Regions from separate parts of the Homo sapiens genome. Here region 1 is linked to region 2. Evidence: chromatin contacts called from ENCODE Hi-C or POLR2A ChIA-PET data. All regions are on one chromosome and are shown on one strand. Each heading gives the region's core, a stretch centred on a gene start or an enhancer-like site at or near the end of the contact. The rest is flanking DNA. Distances are from core to core; before and after follow the strand shown. Region 1 holds the start of HEPH (hephaestin). Region 2 holds the start of MIR223HG (MIR223 host gene).

The links. A loop is a pair of places that touch in the nucleus more often than their neighbours do. ChIA-PET counts read pairs that join two places held with the same protein, here RNA polymerase II (POLR2A). Pooled maps may share reads with other maps.
Region 1: a map of GM12878 shows a loop between it and region 2 (2.9-fold over the local background). The contact joins the promoter of HEPH here to the promoter of MIR223HG in region 2. A Hi-C loop is called at or near these places in 2 of 168 maps with a recorded cell type or tissue (GM12878 and K562) and 4 of 50 pooled maps. POLR2A ChIA-PET finds 5 or more read pairs at or near these places in 2 of 52 experiments (K562 and activated T-cell).

What each region holds. Positions count from the first base shown.
Region 1 is chrX:66,162,890-66,165,589 of GRCh38, forward strand. HEPH (hephaestin) reads left to right here and starts at 1,358. Exons shown (of 21, transcript NM_001367233.3): 1 at 1,358-1,581.
Region 2 is chrX:66,014,144-66,016,874 of GRCh38, forward strand. MIR223HG (MIR223 host gene) reads left to right here and starts at 1,318. Exons shown (of 3, transcript NR_170299.1): 1 at 1,318-1,408.

The DNA of each region.
Region 1 (2,700 bases), core at 108-2,607, 150 kb after region 2:
GTGGTGGAACCCCCATCATACCTGTCCCCTTCCTATACCTGGGTCTGTTGGGTAGATGCAGTCCTTTTTAGAGAGGCATAGTATTCTCAGACCTGTCGCCACAAATTGCTCCCCACTCATTCTTTCCCTATACTTTGTGTCTTTGAAACCTCTTTATCTTCTATGTTTAATATCTAGACTATACTTTCTTCATGGAATTCTAGATGTGTAAATTTACAGGGCTGGGAGGGTCCATATCTAGTTTAAGACCCTCATTGTAGAAATAGAAAGAGGCCCAGAGAAGAGAAGGGAGTGGGCCAAATCCACAAAATCCACATAGCTGATTACTCCTAGAGCAAGTGGGGCGAGAACCTTGGTCACTTGACTCAGGACAGTGACTTTTCACTCTTCTCTCTTTCCACCAGGAATGGGAATGACCTTTGACTTTAAACAAATCCAGACTCCAGTTTTACCCTGAATTGTTGGGGGAACATTTTGTTTTTTTTTTCTTTTTAGTATTTTCAATTCTTCCATGTCTTAGTTTTTAGGGTGTTGACCTGTGTTAATCCAGGCTATCTTCTAGCTATATCTGGTTTCCTCAGGTGGAAAATGTTAAATATAGTTAATATAAAATTTCACTCTAGAATCTGCTAGAAATGACGGAGGCAAAGTTAATGTATATATAAAAAAATCCACCAGTGACTGGTGGCCAGTAGGCTTTCAATAATTGTGAAGTCCCTTCTACCCCCTTGAAAGTACTGTGTTTCTCCCCTAAGCAGCACATTGTGTGTGGTGGTTTCATGGTTAAAAGTTTAGACAGACCCAGCAAATCTCTCTTCTCTTTTACTTCCTAAGTGTGTGACCTTGGACAAGTTACCTTCCCTCTCAGAGCTGAATTTTCCTCAGTTGTAAAATAGAGAGAATTAGAGTATTCATCTCACAGGATAATTGTGAGACTTAAATAAGAGAATGCATGTAAAATGGTTAACATAGGGCTTAGAATGTAGAAAAAAAGTCCTTTGTTTTATTGCCAATTTTATTTTTACTTATGACTAAGCAGCCATGACCTCAGAATAATAGTCAGGGCTGACAATTGTGCTTCAGAGCAAGAAGGGGAAGAGGTGGTGAGATGGAGGCTCTTTCAATTTCTACCTCATTTCTTAAATGGAGCTGTTGAAATCTACCCATGAGCTTTGGCTGGCCACACTGACAGTGTTCTCCTCTCAGCAAAGACCAATTAGCAAGTCCTGATAACAGAAGTACAACCCACCCCCTTGTAATTCCTCCTGAGATCCTAACCAGGATTTGTAAAACACCCGGATATGGGTAAAGAACCATCCCGGGTTTTGTATCAAACCAGGCCCCAGAGGAACAGGACATTCCAGTAGTTTTGTTTCTGGAAAAGAGGGCACCCAGCCCTTCCCCCTCCCTCATCCTCCCATCCCAGTAAACCCTGCCAAATTGGAATCCTGGACTTAATTTAGGAGAAAGGCCCTGTAACCAAGATACTGACTGAACATGGCTGGCGGACTCAGGCTGGGGTCTGCAGTGCAGCATTAATGGGCCGCTGACATGAATATGGAGTAGTTTTCTCTAGCAAAGGTAAGCTTTCTTTTCTCTCTTTTCAAACTCTACCTCACCTGCCTTCCTGTGCAAAAACGTTTATTTAGCTGGGTTTAAGGGAGTCCTGGCCACTAGGAGAAAAAGTCAGTGGCCAAAAAGTTGGAGGAGGTTTGGCTGATGTGCAGGAAAGTTAAAGGAGACAATAGGCTCCTTTTGTTCCTCTCGCCAAAATAGCCAGGACTACACTGGCTTGTCTGTTTCAGGGCCAATCCTGGAGCCATACAGAATAGTTCATTTTCCTGTCGAAATAGCTTGCTCATCTTCTGTTTCACAGGTTGAGGAATTTATTGAGGTGATGGATCTGAGGATTATGTAAGTGGGAACTCAGTTACTTAAAAATAACCATGTTTGGTTTCATATTTTGAGACCAGATTGGCACAGAGTAAGCCAATAAATGATAGCTTAACTAAGCTAAACATCTGAATTTGAGTAGTCTTAGTTTCTACATAGCAAAAATCTTTTAGAAATCATTGGTTCAAATTCTGGCTATTTTTAACAACTGGCTGCGTGACTTTGAGCAAATCCTTGCACCTCTCTGGTATCAGTTTTTTATACATCAAATGAGGGTGATTGAAAAAGATGGTTTCTAAAGGTTTCATGCATGTGTGAATCTATAACACGTTCAGTTTTTCATTACTCAGCATCTATTATATGACAAGCAATCCTTTTGCTAGGGACTCAAATATCCATGGTTTTATTTGGGCCTCAAGACAATCCTGTGAAAAAAATATCATCCCATTTTTTGGATGAGATGACTAAGGCTAAAATAATTTATTGAAAGGTCACATAGCTATCACAGACAAGAGATAGGATTTGAATCAAGGTCTTTAACTTCAAATCGGTATGTTTTCTATCACAGAGTTAAGAAAGCAGAGGACCAAAAGGTGAATTTTGATGGAGGGTTTATTAGGAAGGCTGCTGAGAGATTGAAGACAGGGCCCCAAAGATGGCTCAGCATTCCTTTATTCAGTTGAGTAATCCTTTGTTTAGGATGAGCCTGTCTAGCCCAAAGTAGTATAACTGAGAAAGGGAGATGGAGGGAGAGAAAAGAGCATTGTCGCAATAAAGGAACAGTTTGCAAATTCTAGGGAACACAGC
Region 2 (2,731 bases), core at 68-2,567:
GACAGAGGACTGTGACTTGGGCACTGCAGTCATTGAAAGCTATCAAAGTATAACCTGAAAGCATTGCCCCTCCCATCCTTCATGCCATCAGAATTCATGGTGGAGGGCACTGCATGATGGGAATTCATCATCTTCCTGGCTGTTAGTGGGGACTTCCAGGAGACTGCAAACATGAGGCATTAAGAAACCATCCACCTTCTTTTCACACCTTTCATGTCCCTCATTAGCCTGAAGGTCACAGTTGAACTTAGGGGTCTGGCACTAATTTTTCTTTCTCAAAGTCAACTACTTTCTTCTCCCTTCCTTGTAGCCAATGTGGGAAAGTAGACGAAAACCTCAACATTTGGAGTTAGACCTGAGTGAAAAATCTGCCTTCTCTATTATTTTCTAGTTTTGTTTCCTTAGACAGGTCACTTTATTTCTGTGTGCCTCAGTTTCCTCACCTATAAATAAGAATAATAATACCATACCAGAGAGTTGTTGAATAAATTAGATAATACACATGAAAGAATATCATAAGTACTCCAATAAATGTGAATTTCCTTATTTATTTCCTTCAGCAAGCCCCAAGATGACAGAATGTGGCTTGTGGTCATAACTGTGCCCCAGAGCCAGCTTCATAGGCATATGACTTGTACAGCTTCACAGGGCTCCATGCTTAGAAGGACCCCACACTTAGTTTAATGTTCTGCTGTCATCATCTTGATATTCTTAATTTTTAAATAAAGGGCCTATCGTTTTCATTTTTTACTGGGCCTTGCAAATTATGTAGCTGGTTCTGTATGCCAGGAGAGAAGTTGGAAGTAAAATGGTATTCCAGGACCAGGAGGCATTCTGGCAGAGTGAAAGAACATGTGATTTGGAGTCCATGGGGATGGGTTTAAATTTCAGCTTTCCACTAATTTGCTTTGTGATACTGAGTATTTCCTTTTATCCCTCAGAGGCTCTGTTTCTCAATTTTGACTACGGGTTTTTTCATTAGATAATGTCTCAGTTCTGGTATTCCAGGTTTCCCTCAATTATTCTGGGAAAACCTCCTTGACCCACAGGCAGAGCCTAGGGCAGCCAGGTGCTTTCTACTCTCTCTCTCTCTGCAGCTTGGAAAGTTAGTGTCTGTTGAAGGTCAGCTGGGAGTTGGTGGAGGCAGGGCAGTGGCCTGCTACTATTGCTGCAGTAGCAGACCCTTTCACAACAGCATTGTTTTGTCATTTTGCATCCAGATTTCCGTTGGCTAACCTCAGTCTTATCTTCCTCATTTCTGTTTCCTGTTGAAGACACCAAGGGCCCTTCAAAACACAGAAGCTTCTTGCTCACGGCAGAAAGCCCAATTCCATCTGGCCCCTGCAGGTTGGCTCAGCACTGGGGAATCAGAGTCCCCTCCATGACCAAGGCACCACTCCACTGACAGGTATGGTATCCATTTGCCCTCTCTTCTTGGATTCTCAAGCTGGGGCAGAGTCCATGGCAGCCAAGGGTGGCTTGGATCTGCCCATCCCATTCTCTTCAGACCCTCCTCAGGGATTAAGGTCAAAGGTGGGAGGAAGAAGGCTTCCATTGGCCTTTTATCCTAGAGGTTCTAATGGAGGGGAAAAGGGGATAGGATATTTTCTATCCAATCAGGATGTTTAGGAGATAGTCACATGGAAGTGGAATGGCCTTTGGACCCAGGAGTCAGGAAACCTGAGTAGCAGTCCTGGTTTTACCATTTACCCAATGTGTATCTTTGGGTAAGTCCTTTCTCCAATCTAGGACACAGTTTTTTCACCCCTTTTGCAAAATAAAAAAGTAAAAAGAGGAAAAGAATGATTAGATAGATGCTGTCTAGAGACCCATGGTTATTAGATTCCTAATTTTCATGATTGTCAGCCCTCTGTCAAGAAAGAAGATGAGAGTAATCTTTGCATATGTAACTGTGGGTGGGGCTGAACACATTCAAGAGGAGAGTGCTGGTGGTAATCCATATAGCACTCTCTGAGAGGCATGACTCAAAGATGAAAGCCTCTTTTCTAGTCCAATCTTTGACTCCTAGAGATTCAAAATTGAAAGACTCTTAGAGACTAGGTACATATGGAAGAAACTGAGGTCCAGAAAGAGGAAGAAAGGGACTTGCCCAAAGTCATACAGAGAATCTGTAGCACAGCTGGGTCTGGGCTCCCAGGTCAGTCCTCTTTTTGCTCTATCCTAGGAGGACTGAGACATCAAGCAGCAGGACCTGTCCTGTAACTGACCCAGGACAGGTCCTGCTCATACTAGAGGCAGTCTGGGATTTTTAGGCATGGTCCTGAGGACTTCTTCTTTTCTTCTATTTTTCTTTCAGGTACTTGGCTCACTCTGAGTGTTCAGAGATTCCTAGACACCTACTTACCCCTAATTCTTCTGGTCTATTCCCTCCAATTCCCTCCATAAAAACTGACCCATCCTTTGCATCAACAATAGTGGCTTGATGACGCTCTTCAGTAGAGGATTTTGCATTTCATATGGGGAAAAATGATGTTATTCTAAGTAATATAACAGACCAAGAGAAGAGCTTTCAAATTCCCTTAATATCATCCCATATAGATATTTATGTCTTCTTTCTATGGGTCTGGTGAACATTTCTCAACTGAATGTGATTTTCTTACATACACTCCATTGGAGAGGCATACCAGTCTAGTTTCAGCTCAACCACTAACTCCTTCCATTAATACTGAAGCAATGTTGTCTATAAGGCTCCACAAATTTCAAAGTACTA